Regions from separate parts of the Homo sapiens genome. Here region 1 is linked to region 2. A link is a loop called in an ENCODE intact Hi-C map of the cell type or tissue named here. Cell type or tissue: heart right ventricle. All regions are shown on one strand. Each heading gives the region's core, and the rest is flanking DNA. Links, peaks and the distances in the headings are about the cores only. Region 1 has its middle 25 kb from the start of ADGRE1. Region 2 has its middle 8.7 kb from the start of ARHGEF18.

The links. Hi-C counts contacts between places; a loop is a spot of excess contacts. Peaks named below come from ENCODE experiments on the same cell type or tissue, not always from the same donor. Only the 100,000 strongest peaks of a DNase experiment are listed, where the experiment ranks them.
Region 1: a loop joins it to region 2, with 6 times the contacts of the local background. A loop is called at or near these places in 6 of 110 quality-filtered maps.

Annotation. Positions count from the first base shown.
Region 1 is chr19:6,857,452-6,868,370 of GRCh38, forward strand. No RefSeq gene overlaps it. Among named protein-coding and RNA genes, the nearest start is that of ADGRE1, 25 kb to the right of the region's middle. RefSeq lists an enhancer at 5,553-5,692 and a silencer at 10,714-10,914. In heart right ventricle, for the core only: CTCF peaks have their summits at 5,496 (motif pointing left) and 6,312 (motif pointing left); DNase peaks (open chromatin) are centred at 5,490 and 6,280; H3K4me3 peaks cover 867 bases; H3K27me3 peaks cover 597 bases.
Region 2 is chr19:7,334,754-7,345,672 of GRCh38, forward strand. No RefSeq gene overlaps it. Among named protein-coding and RNA genes, the nearest start is that of ARHGEF18, 8.7 kb to the right of the region's middle. RefSeq lists enhancers at 2,908-3,017, 6,419-6,528, 6,589-6,658, 10,131-10,200. In heart right ventricle, for the core only: CTCF peaks have their summits at 6,522 (motif pointing left) and 6,736; DNase peaks (open chromatin) are centred at 2,978, 3,218 and 6,528; H3K27me3 peaks cover 963 bases.

The DNA of each region.
Region 1 (10,919 bases), core at 1,387-9,386, 480 kb before region 2:
GACAAAGCCCCCTTACCAACCACAGACAAAGCCCCCTCAACAATCCACAGACAAAGCCCCCTCAACAATCCACAGACAAAGCCCCCTCACCAATCACAGACAAAGCCCCTCACCAATCCACAGACAAAGCCCTCTCACCAATTTCTGTCTCCTAACTTGATTGCTGTTCTCTGTCATCTATTAATACAATACAACTTGAATCTGGGATATGAAATTCCCTCTTTTGGGCTGGGCATGGTGGCTCATGCCTGTAATCCCAGCACTTTGGGAGGCTGAGGTGGGCAGATTACCTGAGGTCAGGAGTTCAAGACCAGCCTGGCCAACATGGCAAAACCCCGTCTCTACTAAAAATACAAAAACTAGCCAGTGCCTATAATCCCAACTACTCAGGAGGCTGAGGCAGAAGAATCCCTTGAACCTGGGAGGCGGAGGTTGCAGTGAGCCAAGATCGCACCACTGCACTCCAGCCTGGGCAACAGAGCGAGATTCCGTCTCAAAAATAAATAAATAAATAAAATAAAATAAAGCAGGAATTTGCTGGGTGCAGTAGCTCACGCTTGTAATCCCAACACTTCAGGAGATTGAAGCGGGTGGATCACCCGAGGTCAGGAGTTCAAGACCAGCCTGGCCAACATGGTGAAACCCCGTCTCTACTAAAAATACAAAAACTAGCCGGGCGTGGTGGCAGGTGCCAGTAATCCCAGCTGCTTGGGAGGCTGAGGCAGGAGAATCGCTTGAACCCAGGAGGCAGAGGTTACTGTCAGCCGAGATCATGACGCTGTACTCCAGCCTGGGTGACAGAGCAAGAACTCTGTCTCAAAAAATAAAAATAAATAAAGAAATAAATAAATAAAAGTGAGAATTTCTTTTCTTTTTTTTTTTTAGTACTCAAAGATTTTTATACTCAGGAAAGAATTTTATACTCAAAGATTCAAGATCACAAAAATGTACCGCTCATTCGTTTTTCTTTCTTTTTAAATTATTTTATTTTATTTTTTCAGGGACAGAGTCTTACTCTGTTGCCCAGCCGGGGGCACAGTGGCACGATCATAGCTCACTGCAGCCTCCACCTCCTGGTGTCAAGCGATCCTCCCACGTCAGCCTCCCAAGTAGCTGGGACTAAAAGCAAGCACCACCACACCCGGCTAATATTTTATTTTTTGTAGGGAGGGGGTGTTGCTATGTTGGTCAGGCTGGTCTTGATCTCATGGGCTCAAGCAGTCCTCTCACCTTGGCCTCCCAAAGTGCTGGGATTACAGGTGTGAGCCACTGCACCTGGCCTCATTTGTTTTTCTTTTTGAGACAGAGTCTTGCTCTGTTGCCTGGGCTAGAGTGCAGTGGTGCAATCTTGGCTTACTGCAACCTCCGCCCCCCAGGTTCAAGTGATTTTCCTGCCTTAGTCTCCCGAGTAGCTGGGACTACAGGCACGCGCCACCATGCCCAGCTAATTTTTTGTATTTTTAGAAGAGACAGGGTTTCACCATGTTGGCCAGGCTGGTCTGGAACTCCTGACCTCAGGTGATCCACCCGCCTCGGCCTCCCAAAGTGCTGGGATTACAGGCGTGAGCCACCTCACCTGGCCATTTTTTATTTAATAGTCTTTATTAATTATTAAAATTGCAGTAAAATATACATTACATGAAATTTATTTTCTTAAGCTTTTTTTTTTTCTTTTTTTTTTGAGACGGTGTCTTGCTCTGTCACCCAGGCTGGAGTGCAGTGGTGCGGTCTCAGCTCACTGCAAGCTCTGCCTCCTGGGTTCACGCCATTCTCCTGCTTCAGCCTCCCGAGTAGCTGGGACTACAGGCGCCTGCCACCACACCCGGCTAATTTTTTGTATTTTTAGTAGAGACGGGGTTTTGCCTTGTTAGCCAGGATGGTCTCGATCTCCTGACCTCGTGATGCACCCGCCTCGGCCTCCCAAAGTGCTGGGATTACAGGTATGAGCCACCACGCCTGGCATTTTTTTTTTTTTTTTTTTTGAGATGGTGTCTTGCTCTGTCACCCAGGCTGGAGTACAGTGGCGCAATCTCGGCTCACTGAAACCTCCGCCTCCTGGGTTCAAGTGATTCTCCTACCTCAGCCTCCCAAGTAGCTGGGATTACAGGCACCCGCCACCACACCCGGCTCATTTTTGTAGTTTTAGTAGAAACGGGGTTTCCCCATGTTGGCCAAGATGGTCTCGATCTTCTGACCTTGTGATCGACCAGCCTCGGCCTCCCAAAGTGCTGGGATTATAGGCGTGAGCCACTGCGCCCAGCCCTTAGACTTTTAATGCTCATAAACTAAGATTCAGGATCTCCAAGGAAGATTTTGAAGTTCAAAAGCCAGGGAGGCTGAGGGCAGAGGATTGCTTCAGGCCAGGAGCTCGAGACCAGCCTGCACAAAATAGTAAGATCTTCCTCTCTACAAAAAAAAAAAATAAATAAAAAAATAAAAAAAATAAAAAAATTAGCTCTGCATGGTGGCACACAACTGTAGTCCCAGCTACTCAGGAGGCTGAGGTGGGAGGATTGCTTGAGCCCAGGAGGTGGAGGCTGTGGTGAACTATGATTGCACCACTGCACTCCAGCCTAGGCAACAGAGTGAGACCTCATCTCTAAAAACCAACCAGGCCAGTCACAGTGGCTCACGCCTATAATCCCAGCACTTTGGGAGGCCGAGGCGGGCAGATCACTTGAGGTCAGGAGTTTGAGACCAGCCTGGCCAACATGGTGAAATCTCATCTCTACTAAAAATACAAAAATTAGCCGGGCGTGGTGGCAGGTACCTGTAATCCCAGCTACTTGGGAGGCTGAGATAAGAGAATCACTTGAACCTGGGAGGGGGACGTTGCAGTGAGATGAGACTGCACCGCTGCACTCCAGCCTGGGTGACAGAGCAAAACTCCATCTCAAACAAAAACAAAAACAAAGAACAAAAAACAAAACAAAGCAAAGAAACAACCAAGTAACCAACTGACCAACAAAAGCCAGGGAGTTGCTTTTTGGGTAAATCTGCAGGCTGCTAGCATAACCCTTAGGAGGCAAAAAGATGGGCTGGCCTAAGCTGACAGGGCTGGGGAAGGATCATGGGCTATAAATTAATTTGGGAAAAAGTAGTTCATACTTCCAAATATATTACCCTACCATACTACTAACAGAGGCACCTCCCGTGTCAAGTATTCAGTGTTGTCTGGCGCCATGAAAGTAAGCACTTCCTACACAGTATCTAGATTAATCTCACAGCCAGCTTCGTGGTATTTTATCTTATTTTATTATTTATTAATTTATTTTTGAGATGGAGTCTAGCTCTGTCGCCAGGCTGCAGTGCAGTGGTGCAATCTTGGCTCACTGCAACCTCCACCTCCCAAGTTCAAGCGATTCTCCTGCCTCAGCCTCCCGAGTAGCTGGGATTACAGACACACGCCGCCACACCCAGCTAACAGTTGTATTTTTAGTAGAGACACAGGGGTTTCGCCATGTTGGCCAGGATGGTCTCGATCTTCTGACCTCGTGATCTGCCCACCTCAGCCTCCCAGAGTGCTGGGATTACAGGCGTGAGCCAACTGCAACCGGCCGGGTTTCTTTTTGTTGTTGTTGTTTTTTTTGTTTTTGAGACGGAGCCTTGCTCTGTCGCCCAGGCTGGAGGGCAGTGGCGCGATCTCGGCTCACTGCAAGCTCCGCCTCCCGGGTTCACGCCATTCTCCTGCCTCAGCCTCTCGAGTAGCTGGGACTACAGGTGCCCGCCACCACGCCCGGCTAATTTTTTGCATTTTTAGTAGAGATGGGGTTTCATCGTGTTAGTCAGGATGGTCTTGATCTCCTCGCCTTGTGATCCGCCCGCCTCGGCCTCCCAAAGTGCTGGGATTACAGACGTGAGCCACTGGGCCTGGCCAGTTTTTATTTTTATATGAAATAGAGCATAGTGGTCAGGGCTCCAAGAGATTCTAAGGTCCTCTGTGCCCCTGTGAAATTAGCTATAAAGTTTTGGGAAAGACTTCGCCTCTCTGAACCAGAGAAAGATAAAATCAGCTCGCCACAGGCAGAGAGTCGGTATGCACCTAAGCACAGAACCACGCTCTTAACCGTCACTCTAGTGCCGGGTGGGGATCTTGGTATATCCTAGCTCTCTCTGCAACCCCAGGTAAGCCAACGCCTAGATGGTACCTGCACACACCTGGCCAGGTGCAGGATATAGCCTCTGAAGCCTGGAGTGAAGTGTTTTTCATGTTTGAGGAACCATGAATCTAGAAATGGGTGTTGGAGGAAGCAATGCAGTCACAAGGGATCAGGAACTAGGACGGGGGGTTTCTGCCCCTCCCGTGACTCCCCCAGAGTCACACCATGAACCTACCTATGGCCTAAGGTGGCTACCTGGGCTGTCTAGTTCAGGGTGTTGGTGAGGTTGAGGTCATGGACTTGTTCTTGGAGTTCCTGGGTGGCCCTCACCTTCAGCCCCAGGCTGTGTGAATGACTCAGGCGCAGACCTGCCTGAAAAGCACGTATAATCCAGTAGGGGACTTAACAATCAACCAGGCAATTATAACACAGAGTTGATGAATTTCATAAGGAACACAGGTGGCTGTGGGAGCAAATACAGATCTAACCCAGGCTTGAGTAGGGGAGGATGGTCAGGGAGGGCTTCCTGGAGGAGGAAACATCTAAGGTGGCAACTGTATAATCAGCTGGATGGAGTCACCTAGAAAATAAATGAGGGGACAGCCTAGCACGGTGGTCCATGTCTGTAATCCCGGCACTTGGGGAGGCCGAGGCGGCGGATCACTTGAGGTCAGGAGTTCGAGACCAGACTGGGCAACATGGTGAAACCCCCATCTCTACTAAAAATACAAAAATTAGCCGGTGTGGTGGCAGGTGCCTGTAATCCCAGCTACTCGGGAGGCTGAGGTAGGAGAATCACTTGAACCTGGGAGGCAGAGATTGCAGTGAGCTGAGATTGCACCACTGCACCCCAGCCTGGACGACAGAGTGAGACTCAATAATAATAATAATAAATAATGAAGGGAAAGTTTTTTAGGGAGAGGGGCAAATGATAGTGATCCTGGTAGGTTCTGGAAACTTCAAGGGGCTCATTTTGCTTGGAGAGGGAGGAAAGTGGGGGTGGGGTGGGTGAAAAGTTGTTGGGAGACCGGGCGTGGTGGCTCATGCCTATAATCCTAGCACTTTGGGAGGCCGAGGCAGGTGGATCACTTGAGCTCAGGAGTTCGAAACCAGCCTGGCCAACATGGTGAATGTACAACGGACAGCCCCCAATACAGACAGACAGACACACACACACACACACACACACACTCACTCACTCCTACCCCCAGCCCTAAGAATTTACAAACACTGATAAAGACAAATGAAATCAGCGGATATAGACTTCAAACGCCGTCAGACAGACACCCACTAGATCAAACAGGGACATTCCTAAACATCACACAGACACATCGCCAGGCAGTCCCACCGCAGACAGCCACAAATTAAAGCCGCGCTTGCCCCCTGATGGACAGCAGCAGTAGTGCGCCACCTCGATAGCGCAATCTCCCAGAGCGCTGGCATTGCAGGCGTGAGCCAACGTCCGCAGCCAAACACGTTCATATTGTTGAGAAGGCAGAGAAATACAAAGTAGGTGGAAGGGTCTCCACCTACAGCTGTTTTCTGTGGTCTGAGGATTCTTCCCACGTCTTTAATTTCTAGTGCTTTCTAGGGGTCTCAACTTGAACTATTTAATATTTTCTGGAAGAGAAACATTTTTTGTGGGGGGGGCGGGTGGGGGTGGGACCGAGTCTCGCTCTTGTCTCCCAGGCTGGAGCACAGTGGCGCGATCTTGGCTCACTGCAACCTCCGCCTCCCAGGTTCAAGCGATTTTCCTGCCTCAGCCTCCCGAGTAGCTGAGATTACAGCGCCCAGCTAATTTTTGTATTTTTAGTAGAGATGGGGTTTCACCATGTTGGCCAGGCTGGTCTCGAACTCCTAACCTCAGGTGATTCGCCCGCGTCGGCTTCCCAAAGTGCTGGGATTACAGGCGTGAGCCACCGCGCCCGGCCCAGAGGAACTTTTTTTTTTTTTTTCCAGAGGAACATTTTTTATCCAAAGGAATGACTCCCTAATGGTGGAATTCCAGGCAATGAAGTGAGGCGCGAGGCAGATTGTCACATAGGGAGCTGTCATATTTCATGGGTACCATTCACGCAAGGCGGGACTTGTTCTTAGGCAGCCAACACTTCCGCATTGTCCTGGCATTTGAGCCGCGGAACCAAGTTCCGCGTATCTTGCCCATTGTAACCCCACAGCACCAATTTGAAGCTATGTAGTGCCCTCTGGTGGCCTTCGGTGATTTGGCTTCAGTGTCTCAAACTCTCTGATTAGACTGTTTCCAAAGAGAAGGCTGTTAGGGGGCCTCAGAAGTCAGGTTTGGATGTTTGAGCTCTAAGCTGCAGGATTTGGGGAGCCGTGGTGTGGGGGTGATTTATTTATTTATTTTTGAGAAAGAGTCTCACTCTGTCGCCCAGGCTGGAGGGCAATGGTGTGATCTTGGCTCACTGCAACCTCCACCTCCCAGGTTCAAGTGATTCTCCTCCCTCAGCCTCCCGAGTAGCTGGGACTACAAGAGCCCGACACCACGCCCAGCTAATTTTTGTATTTTCTTTTGAGTAGAGACGGGGTTTCACCATGTTGGCCAGGCTGGTCTCGAACTCCTGACCTCAGGTTATCCACCTGCCTTGGCTTTCCAAAGTGCTGGGATTACAGGTGTGAACCATGCCTGGCCGGAGTGGGGATGATTCAAACAGTGGATATTCGCATAGAATGTGCCCATTCCTATGGTGTAAATAGTCCCACCGCATCTGATTTCTTTTTTCTTCTTTTTTTTTTGTTTTTTGTTTTTTTGTTTTTGAGATAGAGTCTTGCTCTGTTGCCCAGGCTGGAATGCAGTGGCACAATCTCAGCTCACTGCAACCTCCACCTCCTGGGTTCCAAGCAGTTCTCCCTGCCTCCGCTGCCTGAGTAGCTCGATTACAAGTGCCCACCACCAAGCCCAGCTAACTTTTGTATTTTTAGTAGAGATGGGGTTTGGCTGTTTGCCAGGCTGGTCTTGAACTCCCGACCTCAGATGATTTGCCCGCCTCGGCCTCTTACAGTGCTGGGATTACAGGTGTGGGCCACCGCACCTGGCCCACAGCTGATTTCAAGTCATCATAAGTATCCTCACTTTCCTTGCCTCCAGTCCACCCAGCAAAAGCACAACTAACATCAGAGAGCTCAGGCACGGGGATAACCATAAGGTCCTATGTAATCTGCATCTCCCTTCCTGCCTTGGCCATGCTGGCCACAGGCAGCAGGAAGGGGCAGAGGAAGGAGCTGGGCGAGGATGTGGCCTCAGCTGGAGTTTACTTAGAGATTAGCTCCATGGAGAAAAATAAAGTGGAGTAACATGCTAGCAAGTTTTTATTTAAAACTTTAAAAATAAAAAAGTTTTTGAGGCCGGGCATGGTGGCTAATGCCTGTAATCCCAGCACTCCGGGAGGCCGAGGCAGGCGGATCACAAGGGCAGGAGATCGAGACCATCCTGGCTAACACGGTGAAACCCCGTCTCTACTAAAAATATAAAAAATTAGCCGGACATGGTGGCAGGCGCCTATAGTCCCAACTATTCGGGCAGCTGAGGCAGGAGAATGGCGTGAACCCGGGAGGCGGAGCTTGCAGTGAGCCGAGATCGCACCACTGCACTCCAGCCTGGGCATTACAGTGAGACTGTCTCAAAAAAAAAAAAAAAAAAAGAAAAGTAAAAAAAGAACAGAATGCTTTGGCATATTTAAAAATGGTTCCTGCCGGGCACAGTGGCTCATGCCTGTAATCCCAGCACTTTGGGAGGCTGAGGCGGGTGGATTACGAGGTCAGGAGATCGAGACCATCCTGGCTAACACGGAGAAACCCCGTCTCTACTAAAATAGTACAAAAAAATTAGCCAGGCGTGGTGGCGGGCGCCTGTAGTCCCAGCTACTCGGGAGGCTGAGGCAGGAGAATGGCGTGAACCCAGGAGACGGAGCTTGCAGTGAGCCGAGATCGTCCCACTGCACCCCAGCCTGGGCGACAGAGCGAGACTCTGCCTCAAAAAAAGAAAGAAAGAAAGAAAGAAAGAAAGAAAGAAAGAAATCTAGCCCCTTCCTCAGGGCCGAGAGAATTTTGAGCACTAGCCTTCTCTCGGTCGCCTGAATTCATCTCAGAGTGTGGCATTTCTCTGCAACTCACTCGGTTACAACACGGGGTGTGGATTATTCAGGAGTGTTCTGGGAAGGGGTTGAGGATTTTCCAGAACTAAGGGTTCCTCGCCTTTCTAGACTCTCTAGGATAGCTTCCGGACATTGCCATGGCATCTGTAAACTGTCATGGCGCTTGCGGGAGTTTCTTTTAGCAGCTAATACATGATAATTAGTGTATAATAAGAATGAACAATGAGGACAACCACAGGTCAGTTTTGTCGCCATCTTGGTTTTGGTGGGATTTGGGCTGGCTTCTCTACCGCAGCCTGTTTAATCAGTAGGGTCTTTATGACCTGTATCTTGTGTCGACCTCCTATCTCATCCTGTGACTAAGAATGCCTGATCTCCCGGGAATGCCCAGCAGGTCGCAGCCTCATGTTACCCAGCTCCTGTTCAAGATGGAGTCACACTGGTTCAAACTCCTCTGACAAGTTTGTAAAACTTATGAAACTGCGGGGGCTGCCCTAAGACTTCTGCACACTGAGTCTTGAGCGATTCGTCAATTACCGTTCAGGTTTTTCTACCCCGGTACTGGTTCCTGAGGTGTTTTCTGCTCCAGTAAACCGACACTCTCTCTCTGACTCTCCAATTCATAACAAAACATTTCATGACACGAAACACAAACATACATAAAATGTACTTTTTTTTTTTTTGAGATGGAATCTCACTCTGTCACCCAGGCTGGAGTGCAGTGGCGGGATCTCAGCTCACTGCAACCTCTGCCTCCCGGGTTCAAGCAATTCTCCTGCCTCAGCCTCCTGAGTAGCTGAGATTACAGGCACGTGCCACTATGCCTGGCTAATTTTTTGTACTTTTAGTAGAGACGGGTTTCACCATGTTGGTCAGGCTGGTCTCGAACTCCTGACCTCATGATCCACCTGCCTCAGCCTCCCAAAGTGCTGGGATTACAGGCGTGAGCCACCATGCCCAGCAAAATGTACCTCTTTTACCATTTTCTTTTTTTGAGATAGGATCTTGCTCTGTTGCCTGGGCTAGAGTGTAGTGGCACGATCACAGTTCACTTCAGGCTCAACCTCACCAGGCTCAAGCGATCCTCCTCCGTCAGCCTCCTGAGTAGCTTGGATTACAGGCACCAGACACCACACCCAGGGCAGCTGTTTGCCCTGTGTCCTTGTAACTACCCAGTGGGTTCACCTTGCTCTCCGCCTAGACAGAGTCAATTTCTCAAGACAGGAATTGCAGTAGAGAAAGAGTAATTCACACAGAGCCGGCTGTGTGGGAGACTGGAGTTTTATTAATCAAATCAGTCTCCTTGAGCTTTCTGGGAGCAGAGCTTTTAAGGACAACTTGGTGGGTTGGGAGAAGCCAGCGAGCCAGGAGTGCTGATCGGTCATGGATGAAATCACAGGGAGTCAAAGCTGTCTTCTTGCACTGAGTCAGTTCCTGGTGGGGGACCACAAGATCTCATGAGCCAGTTTATCAATCTGGGTGGTGCCAGCTGATCCATCAAGTGCAGGGTTTGCAAAATATCTCAAGCCCTGATCTTAGGAGCAATTTAGGGAGGGTCAGAATCTTTTAGCCTCTAGCTGCATGCCTCCTAAACCATCATTTCTAATCTTGGGGCTAATTTGTTAGTCCTACAAAGGCAGTCTAGTGCCCAAACAAGAAGGAGGTTTGTTTTGGGAAAGGGCTGTTATCGTCTTTGTTTTAAACTATAAAGTTCCTCCCAAGGTTACTTCCGCCTATGCCCAAGAATGAACAAGGACAGCTTGGAGGTTAGAAGCAAGATGGAGGCCAGGCGCGGTGGCTCACGCCTGTAATCCTAACACTTTGGGAGGCCAAGGCAGGTGGATCACCTGAGGTTGGGATTTCGAGACCAGCCTGACCAACATGGTGAGGTGAGAGGATGGCTTCAGCACAGGAGGCTGAGGCTGCAGTGAGCTATGATTGTACCATTGCACTCCAGCCTGGGCAACAGAGCAAGACCCTCATCCCAAAACAAAAGCAAAAATAATAATAATAATAAACCCCAACCCTCACCCAGTCTGTAGTACTTAGTTATGGCATTCCTAACAGACCAATACAGTGAAACTAGGTCTATCGCCAGAAAAGCCCATTCTGTGGGCTAACAGAATATATTGTCCCTTATTTTTTTATTTTTTTTGACAGAGTATCGCTCTGTCACCCAGGTTGGAGTGCAGTGGTGTGATCTTGGCTCACTGCAACCTCCACCTCCTGGGTTCAAGCAATTCTTCTGCCTTAGCCTCCTGAGTAGCTGGGATTACAGGCATCCACCACCATGCCTGGCTAATTTCTGTATTTTTAGTAGAGATGTGTTGTCACCACATTGGCCAGGCTGGCCTTGAACTCCTGACCTGTGATCCGCCCACCTCAGCCTCCCAAAGTGCTGGGATTACAGGCATGAGCCACCGTGCCCAGTCTATTGCCCGTTATTTAGGCTGTATCTTTGTGTAGCTCCTCCACTTCCCAGAACCCTCTATCTTCTCAGAGGCTTAGGCCTGGAGATCCATTTTCTTTCTCTAGATTCTTTGAGACCCACTTCCTTCAAATTCAGCTCCCCGTCTGCCTGGTCTCAGGGGCCCTATCTTTGGGGATGAATAAGATGATTTATTATTTTTTTCTTCAGTCATTTTGCACTTTCACATATTCTTCTGGGTCATCTTCTCATAATGTCCAAAGACAGTCTAGACTA
Region 2 (10,919 bases), core at 1,763-9,762:
GTTAGGAAGTGGAATCTACCTCTCAGCCCTTGAATCTGGGTTGGTTTTGTGATTTTATGAATTGGTTTGACTGGTAGAACCTGTGTTGTATGAATGACAGCCTGGGAGATAGGAAAGGAGTGTTGGGGAGGGAGAGAGGCAGAGAGAGGGAGATAGATAGATAGAATTATAGATAGATGGATGCATAGATGATGATGATGATAGATAGATAGATAGATAGATAGATAGATAGATAGATAGATAGATAGATAGATAGATAGACAGACAGACAGACAGAGCCAGGCACAGTGGCTCAGGCCTGTAATCCTTTGGGAGGCAAAGGTGGGAGAATCCCTTGAGTCCAGGAGTTTGAGACCAGTCTGGGCAACATAGTGAGAACCTGTCCCTACAAAAAAATAAAAAATTAGCTGTGTGTGGTGGTATGCATCTGTGGTCTCAGCTACTTGAGAGGCTGAGGTGGGAGGATAACTTAAGCTTGAAAGGTTGAGGCTACACTAGGCTATGATGGCACCACTGCACTCAGCCTGGGCAAGACAGCGCAAGACCCTGTCTCAAAAAAAAAAATAGATACATACTACGTAGATAGATATATAGATAGTTAGAGTCGTAGGTAGATGGATGGATGGATGGATGGATGGATGGATGATGTATTCGTCCATTCTCATATTGCTATAAAGAAATACCTGAGACTGGGTAATTTATAAAGAAAAGAGGTTTAACTGGCTCACGGTTCTGCAGGCTGTACAGGAAGCAGGGTGCTGGCTTCTGGGGCGACCTCAGGGAACTTACAATCATGGCAGAAGGTGAAGAAGGAGCAGGCACGTCTTACATGGCAGGAACAGGAGCAAGAGAGAGTGAGGGGAGGGGAGAGGTGTCACACACTTTTAAATGACAGAGTCTCACGAGAACTTATTGTCACACTGTCACAAGAATAGCACAAAGGGGATGGTGTTAAAGCCAGAGATCCTCAACCTTTTTGGCACCAGGGACCAGTTTCATGGAAGACAGTTGGAAGGTGGCGGTTCCAGGATGATTCAAGAACATTACATTTACTGTGCACTATGATGCACTGTTGTTATATTATTACCACATTGTAATACATAATGAAATTATTATACAACTAGGCCGGACCCAAGGCGGCTCATGCCTGTAATCCCAGCACTGTGGGAGGCTGAGGCGGGCAGATCTCTTGAGGCCAGGAGTGTGAGACTAGCCTGGCCAACATGGTGAAACCCTGTTTCTACTAAAAAAAAAAAAAAAAAAAAAAAAAAAAAATTAGCCGGGCACAGTGGTGCAAGCCTACAGTCCTAGCTACCCAGGAGTTTGAGGCGGGAGAATCACTTGAACCCTGGAGGCGGAGGTGGCCGTGAGCTGAGATGGTGCCACTGCGCTCCAGCCTGGGTGACAGAGTGAGACGCTGTCTCAAAAATAAACGTATAAATAAAATAAAGACGACTCAGAAAACAAAATGGGGGAGGTATGGAGGGGAGCAGAGAGATAGAGAGAGGTGAAGTCCCTTGAGGGAGTACTGTTTGAGCAGACTAAAGGATAAAGAGCCAGATGTGCCTCCAGGGTGACATCCACACACCTGTCCAGATGACAAACACAGGTTCTCAGCCCCCACCGTCCACCTAGGATTCCTGAGCCCTCTCCTGCTGACACCTGGCAGGGTGCTGAGCCCATGAGCTCATGGGAAGAGAGGAGCCCATAGCCATGACCCCTTGCCCACCCGCTGGACACCCTGCCCTTCCTCTGGGGTTCCCAGATGCCCTGGCACAGTGCTACCTGGAGGAAAAGGAAGAGCGTCAGCCGGGGGCAGCCTCTGCCTTGCGGGCCAGCTGCTGGGATGGGAGACCTCCTTCCCAGCCCTCCCCCTTCCAGGGCAACCAGAGGAGCAGCTGGAAAGTTCCAGGCTCAGGAAATGCAAATAGATGAATGGAGGGAAGTGGACAGGGACACTACACCCATAGACTTGAGGCTGTCAGTCAAAAGTGCTGACCCTGGAGCCTGTCCCAGACCCTGTCCGCTGGGGAGTCAGGCTGAGAGCTGGGTGGCATTCTCGCTCCCCATCCACCCATATCTACACAAAGTCCAGCTCATTTTGCCTCTCGAATTCCCCCCCGAGTCACCCACTTTTCTCCCTCCTATGGCTGGGCCACTGTCCTGTCTTCCTGAATGACAGCATTGCCACCTTGCCAGCTTCCAGGATTATACCCTCTAACCATTCCTTCCATGCCCAGTTAAAGGGAGCTTTCTGAAACAAAGAGCAGACTTTGCCTCCCCTCCGCATAAAACTTCCCATGTCTCCCCATTGCCTTAGGGATAAAAGCTAAAGCTATGCCATTGGACCCAGACACAATGGCCTCTGTCTCTAGCTTCCCCCATTATAGCCACTTTCCCCTTTGGTTCTCCTTGCTGTGGATGAGTGCAATCACCTGTGGCCCTGTGCTTGTCCCAGGTCCTTCACATCCTTCAGGTATGTGCTGGGCACTGCTTCCTGAGGAAGCCTCCCTGGACTTCCAAGTCTGGGGCTCAGGGGCTGCTCACCTGGGCTCCAACTATCACACCTGCCATATTGCTTTGTGCTTACTGAATAATGCAGTGTGGGAAGGGAACTGCTGTGGCATGGCCCTGTGTGCCCTGATGAGTCTTCTGCAGGTGCAAGTGGTGAGCAGAGGTTGTCCACTGCACCATCTGTGTGAGTTCAGGTCACTGGCAGAGACAGGCAGGGTTAGCAATACGGGTGCCCGGCCCCTCGGCCAACGTGCCTAACACAGGTTCCCAGAGGCTGTGTCTCTCAACATGCCGTTAACAAAGCAGATGTTCTAAGGGGTTCTGCATGCTGCAGCCTCTGGGGGACAGTGTGTCACAGAGCCTTGCCTCACTGAGCCTCAGCTTCCTCATCTACAGAACGGGGCCAATAAAGCCAACAGGGCCTTCCTCCTTGGATGGTTGTGAAGATTGCATGAGATTAAATAAACTACATAGAAAGTGCTCAGAGAGGGGTGACCCCTCTTTTATGATTCATAACCAGTGCCAGAAGCCACGCCAGGACACATCTTGCCATTGGAAGTATGTAAAGTAATGGCACTGTGCTTCTGTGGACATCTCATTACGAGAATGTTCAGTTCTTGGGTTATATTAAGATGCGGTTTTCCTGTTGAAGCCTCTAAAGTCCCTTGTGGTTTCTCTGGGGTCCAACAGCCTGGATGCGAAAAAGAAAGAGCCCAGCCTGCTGCCCCACCCCGTGTTACTATGAGAATTGGGGAACCAGCCCCTGGGGACACAGATGCTATCACAAAGAGTCCCTGAATTGGCTTGCCACATTTAACGGATAAATATATAAGATACTCAGGTTCCTATATTTGATCTGGCAACCCTATTTCCAGAAGTGTGCTAGGTACTCTCACTTGTCTGAATAAGTAACATCTACTGCATATATATAGATCTATTTTTCTTTTTCTTTTCTTTTCTTTTTTTGAGACAGGATCTCACTCTATTGTCCAGGCTGGAGTGCAGTGGGGCAATCATAGCTCACTGCAGTGTCCACCTCCCAGGCTTAAAGGATCCTCCCATCTCAGTCTCCTGAGTAGCTAGGTCAACAGGTGGGCACCACCATGCCTGGCTAATTTCTAAATTTTTTGTAGAGACAGGATCTTGCTATGCTGCCCAGGCTGATCTTGAACTCCCGGGCTGAATTGATTCTCCTGCCTCAGCCTCCCAAAGTGCTGGGATTACAAGCATGAGCCACTGTGCCCAGCCTAATTATCTAATCTAAGCTTTTTGCCTACACACACACACACACACACACACACACACACACACACACACACGGAGAGAGAGAGACAGAGACAGAGAGGGAGAGAACTGAAAGAGGACCAAAAGAAGAATAAAGAAGAACAGTCCAGCTGGGTGCAGTGGCTCATGCCTGTAATCCCAGCACTTTGAGAGGCCGAGGCTGGAGGATCACTTGAGGTCAGGAGTTTGAGACCAGCCTGGCCAACACGGCGAAACCCCGTCTCTACTAAAAACACAAAAATTAGCTGGGCATGGTGGCATGCGCCTGTAATTCCAGCTACTCAGGAAGCTGAGGCAGGAGAATCACTTGAACCAGGGAGGCAGAGGTTGCAGTGAGCCGAGATCGTGCTATTGCACTTCAGCCTGGGTGACAGACGAAGACTCTATCACAAAAAAAGAAAAGACAAAAGAAACAGTTAAAATGTTTCTTACAACGCTAAATATACATTTGTCATAGCACCCAGAAATTCTATTCCTATGTATTTTACCAAGATAAATGAAAGCATATTCACATTGAAGTCTTGACATAAATGTTTGTAGTGATATTATTCATAATTGCCAAGAAAATATACAATTTGGCCGGGTGCAGTGGCTCACGCCTGTAATCCCAGCACTTTGGGAGGCCAAGGTGGGAGGACCACGAGGTCAAGAGATTGAGACCATCCTGGCCAACATGGTGAAAACCTGTCTTTAAAAATACAAAAATTAACTGGGCGTGGTGGCACGCACTTGTAGTCCCAGCTACTCGGGAGGCTGAGGCAGGAGAATCGCTTGAATCTGGGAGGCAGAGGTTGCAGTGAGCCGAGATTGTGCCACTGCTGGGAGACAGAGACTCCCTCTCAAAGAAAAATAAAAAAGAAAGAAAGAAAAAGAAATGCCACTTGAGGTGGCCACCTGTTGTCCAGCTACTCAGGAGGCTAAGGTGGGAAGATCGCTTAAGCCCCTGAGAGGTTGAGGTTACCGTGGGCTGAAATTGTGCCATTGCACTCCAGCCTGGGTGACAGAGGGAGACCCTGTCCCCCGACCCCCCCAAAAAAAAGAAGAAAGAAAAGAAAAGAAAAAAGAAAATATTAGAAATCATGTAGACAAATTAAGACTGTAGAATTTCATAAATACATGTTCTAATTTCCAATATAATTTCAACTACAGTAAGATGATAATCAGATACATTCCTTTTGGTGGTTGCTATTGCCGCACTCTTAGATATGAAGTGAACAGCTCCCTGAAATTCGCACTCTCTGGGCTTCTGGGAACTATATTTTCATCATTCTTTGGCTCCCGTCTGTGCTTTTCTGAGACATGCCTGTTCACACCCTTTCTTTCTCTTTTTTTCTTTTCTTGCTTTTTCTTCTTCTTTTTTTTTTTTTGAGACAGAGTCTCCCTCTGTTGCCCAGGCTGGAGTGCAATGGCGCGATCTCAGCTCACTGACGCAACCTCTGCCTCCCAGGTTCAAGCGATTCTCCTGCCTCAGCCTCCCAAGTAGCTGGGTCTGTAGGTGCCCACCACCTGCCCAGCTAATTTTCACCATGTTGGCCAGTCTGGTCTCGAACTCCTGACCTCAACTGATCCACCTGCCTCAGCCTCCCAAAGTGCTGGGATTACAGGCATGAGCCACCAAGCCCGGCCCCAAATTCTTAATTTTCTATTTCTGTTGTGTTTTTTTCTTATCAATGTGTGAAATCTCTTTGCATATAAAGGTACCAACCCTTCTCAGGCAACCAATTCATCTTTCTTTATTGCTTTTGTATATACTTCCCTGATAATTTATAAAATTATTCTGTTAGTTATATTTATTTTTATTATAAGATTTTTAACAGATGTTTATATAGTTTTTTGTTTGTTTCGTTTTGTTTTGTTCTGTTTTGTTTTTGAGACAGGGTCTTGTTCTGTCACCCAGGCTGGAGTGTGGTGGTGAGATCTCAGCTCACTGAAACCTCTGCCACCAGGGTTCAAGTGATTCTCCTGCCTCAGCCTTCCGAGTAGCTGCAATTATAGGTGCCCACCACCACACCCAGTTAATTTTTGTATTTTTAGTAGAGACAAGGTTTCTGCATGTTGGCCAGGCTGGTCTCTAACTCCTGGCCTCAAGTGATCCACCTGCCTCAGCCTCCCCAAGTGCTGGGATTACAGGCATCAGCCACTGCACCCGGCCACGTTTATATAGATTTTTATGTATTAAGTATTTCTGTGGTTTCATTCATAGCTTCTGGGTTTTCTGTCTTAGTTAAAACACACACACAACAATTTCAAAAAAAGCATGTTTTCAACCCTCAATTGTAAAAATAGCCTTGTAAATTCCTTCTATGATCTGTATTGGTTTATTGTTCACATTTCATCTTTAACCCAACTGAAATTATGTTGTTTTCTGCAGCACAGGAATATTTCACTCTGCCACGTCTCTGTCAAAAGTGGGAGAAAAGGCCAGGTGTGGTGACTCACATTTGTAATCCCGGCACTTTGGGAGGCCGAGGAGGAAGGATCACTTGAGGCCAGGAGTTTGAGACCAGCCTGGCCAACACAGTGAGACTACTCCAAGAAAAAAATAAGCGTGGTAGAAGGAAGGGCAAACCCGTGTCTCACACCCCATGGCCCTCACTAACTCAGGCTGCTGCCTGGCCCCTGTAAGCCTTCCGGCTTTCCACAAGGGTCGGTTTTTTTTCCTGTTTTGCTTTCTGTGGTCTTTCTGGCCAGAGGAGAAGCCATGGGGAAGTGCTGCCCCCACGTGGCCATCTCCATGATAGCAGCTAAGGCTGGAAGAAAAAGGCTTTTTGTTGTTGTTGTTTGAGATGGAGTCACTAGGCTGGATTGCAGTGGTACGATCTTGGCTCACTGCTATCTCTGGCTCCCAGGTTCAAGCGATTCTCCTGCCTCAGTCTCCCGAGTAGCTGAGACTACAGGCGTGTGCTACCATGCCCGGCTAATTTTTGGATTTTTAATAGAGACGGGGTTTCACCATATTGGCCAGGCTGGCCTTGAACTCCTGACCTCACGATCCGCCTGCCTCGGCCTCCCAGAGTGCTAGGATTACAGGCATGAGCCACCGCACCTGGCCAAGGCATCTTTTAAAGCTGAAAGCAAAATAGGTTCACAGGCCCCTGCTTAAAACCCTCCAGGGGCGGCTGATGCCTGTAATTCCAGCATTTTGGGAGGCCGAGGTGGGAGGATCACTTGAGCCCAGGAGTTTGAGATCAGCCTGAGCAATATAGCGAGACCCTGTCTCTACAAAAAATAAAATAAGGCCGGGCAGGGTGACTCATGCCTGTAATCCCAGCACTTTGGGAAGCCGAGGTGGGTGGATCACCTGAGGTCAAGAGTTCAAAACCAGCCTGACCAACATGGTGAAACCCCATCTCCACTAAAAATACAAAAAAAAAAAAAAATTAGCCACGTATTGTGGTACATGCCTGTAATCCCAGCTACTTGGGAGGCTGAGGCAGGAGAATCTCTTGAACCCAGGAGCCGGAGGTTGCAATGAGCCAAGACTGCGCCATTGCACTCCAGACTGGGCAATAGGGTAAGACTCTGTCTCAAAAGGACAAAAATAAAATAAAATAGCAAGGCGCGGTGTTGTATGCCTGTGGTCGCAGCTACTCCAGAGGATGAGGAGGGAGGCTGGCTTGAGCTTGGGAAGTCGAGGCTGCAGTGAGCTATGATCACACCACTGTACTCCAGCCTGGGTGACAGAATGAGACCCTGTCTCTCAGAAAACAAGAATAAAAACTTTATTTACAAAAGTAAGCATTGGGTTAAACTTGGCCTAAAGGTTATACTTTGCTGACCTGTGTTCTATTGCATATATTCTGCTGGACGTGATGGCTCACATCTGCAATCTCAGCACTTTGGGAGGCCGAGGCAGGTGGATCACTTGAGGCCAGGAGTTTGAGGTCAGTCTGGCCAACATGGTGAAACTCTGTTTCTACTAAATATACAAAAATTATCCAGGTGTGGTGGCACATGCCTATAATCCCCAGCTATTCGGGCGGCTGAGGCAGGAGAATCGCTTGAACCCGGGATGCGGAGGTTGCAGTGCAGTGAGCCGAGATCACGCCACTGCACTCCAGCCTGGGAAACACAGTGAGACTCTGTCTCAGAAACAAACAAACAACACCACAAAAGAAGAAGGAAGGAAGGAAGGAAGGAAGGAAGGAAGGAAAAAAAATCTCTCCAGCGGTACATACCCAAATGTTGAAAGCAGGGACTCAAAACAAATGTTTATACACCCATGTTCTTTTTTTTTTTTTTTTGAGATGGAGTCTCGCTCTGTCGCCCAGGCTGGAGTGCAGTGGCGCGATCTCGGCTCACTGCAACCTCCGCCTCCCGGGTTCAAGCAATTCTCCTGCCTTAGCCTCCCAAGTAGCTGGGACTACAGGCGAGCGCCACCACGCCCAGCTAATTTTTGTACTTTTAGTAGAGACGGGGTTTCACCATGTTGGCCAGAATGGTCTCGATCTCTTGACCTCGTGATCCACCCGCCTTGGCCTCCCAAAGTGCTGGGATTACAGGCGTGAGCCACCACGCCCAGCCTATACACCCATGTTCTTAGCAGCATGATTCACAATTACCAAAAGATAGAAATAACCCAATTATCCACCAATGGAATATGATTCAGATGCAAAAAGAAGGAAATTCTGACACCTGCTGACATGGATGGACCTTAAAGACATTACGCTGGGTGAAAGAAACCAGGCACAGTAGGACAAATCCTGTGTGATTCCACTTATAGGAGGTCCCTACCGTCACTAGATTGACAGAGACAGAAAGCAGAATGGTGGGTGCCAGGGGCTGGGGAGGGAGATGGGGAGCGAGGGTTTCATGGGGACAGAGTTTCAGTTTGGAGATGAGAAAGTGCTGGAGATGATTGCACAACAATGCGAATGCATTTAATGCCACTGAACTGTGCACTTAGAAATGGTTAACAAGGGCCAGGGGCGGTGGCTCACGCCCGTAATCCCAGCACTTTGGGAGGCCGAGGTGGGTGGATCACCTGACATCAGAAGTTTGAGACCAGCCTGGCCAACATGGTGAAACCCTGTCTCTACTGAAAATACAAAATTAGCTGGGCATGGTGGCAGGTGCCTGTAATCCTAGCTACTTGGGAGGCTGAGGCAGGGGAATCGCGTGAACCCAGGAGGTGGAGGTTGCAGTGAGCAGAGATTGCGCCATTGCATCCCAGCCTGAGCAACAAGAGAGAAACTCTGTCTCAAAAAAAAAAAAAAAAAAAAAAAAAAGGTTAAAATGGGCTGGGGGCAGTGGCTAATGCCTGTAATCCCAACACTTTGGGAGGCTGAGATGGGAGGATTGCTTGAGTCTAGGAGTTTAAGACCAGCCTGGGCAACATAATGAGACCCCTTCTGTACAAAAAATAATTAAAAATTACCCGCTCATGGTGGCACGCACCTGTAGTCCCAGCTACTCGGGAGGCTGAGGCAGGAGGATTGTTTGAGCCTGGGACATTGAGGCTGCAGTGAGTTGTGATCCCACCACTGCACTCCAGTCCAGGTGACAAAGACCCTGTCTCAAAAACAAACAAACAAACAAACAAAAACAAAGGGTTAAAATATAGAATTAATCATGTCTTTTGCAGCAATATGAATGGAACTGTAGGCTGTTATCATCTTAAGTAAAACAGTTCAGAAATAGAAAGTCAAATACCGCATGTTCTCACTTATAAGCGGGAATTAAATCATGTGTATACGTGGTCATAGTGCGGAATTTTAGACAGTGGAGACCCGGAAGGGGTAAAGGAGGAAGGGCGGGAGGGGTAAGGGATGAGAAATGACTTAATGGCTACAATGTACATTACTTGGGCGATGGTTACACTAAAGCCCAGGCTTCCTGCTGCGCAATCTATCCATGTAACAAAGTTGCCTTTATACTCCTTAAATGTATACACATTTTAAAAATCATTTTTTAAATTTAAAAAAATGGTTAAGGCCAGGCACGGTGGCTCACGCCTGTAATCCCAGTACTTTGAGAGGCCGAGGTGGGCAGATCTCTTGAGGTCAGGAGTTCGAGACCAGCCTGGCCAACAGGATGAAACCCCATCTCTACTAAAACTACAAAACATTAGCCAGGTGTCGTGGCAGGTGCCTGTAATCCCAGCTACTCAGGAGGCTGAGGCAGGAGAATTGCTTGAACCTGGGAGGCGGGGGTTGCGGTGAGCCGAGATCGTGCCACTGCACTCCAGCCTGGGCAGCAGAGCGAGACTCCGTCTCAAAAACAAACAAACAAAAAAGGTAAAAGGGTAAATGTTATGTTATGTGTCTTTTCCCACCAACGCAAGCAGTAAAGGGTAGAGCAGGTGGTGGCCCTCCCTGCGGGCTGGACGGGGTGGTGGAGGGGAAGGAAGGGAGCCAGGTGTGCACAGCCGAGGGGTGGCCTCTGCATTCGGCCTTAAGGCCAATATCAGGTGTCCGGGGCGCAGTGGGGACAGAGGCCAGGGTTCAGAGAGTGGGGAAGCGTGGACAGGAAGTGTGGACGGTACTCCCAAACAGCACAGAGTATTTCTACAGCACAGAAATATTTCACTCTGCTATGTCTCTATCAAAAGTGGGAGAAAAGGGCAGGTGCGGTGTGTCGTATTTGTAATCCCAGCACTTTGGGTCCTGTGACAGTCCTCCTCCGCCTGGCTCCAGCCACACCTGCTTCCTTCTGTTCCTCAAACACCCCAAGCTCAGTCTTGCCTCCAAGCCTTTGCCCTGGCAGTTTTTACCACCCAGAATAACTTTCCCCTAGATTTTTTTTTTCTCACTCTATCACCCAGGTGGGAGTAGGGTGGCACAATCTCGGCTCACTGCAGCCTCTGCCTCCCAGATTCAAGTAATTCTCCTGCCTCTGTGTCCCGAGTAGCTGGGATTACAGACAGACGCCACCACACCCGGCTAATTTTTGTATTTTTAGAAGAGATGGGGTTTCCCCATGTTGGCCAGGCTGGTCTTGAACTACTGACCTCACGTGATCCACCCGCCTCGGCCTCCCAAAGTGCTGGGATTACAGGCGTGAGCCCCCACGCCCAGCTAGACATTGATTTATATGCCTGACTTCTTCTGAGCTTACAGATCTCAGCTCAAATGGCCTTCCCTGACCTTCCCAGCTAAAGCATCAACCTCCCCCACCCACTC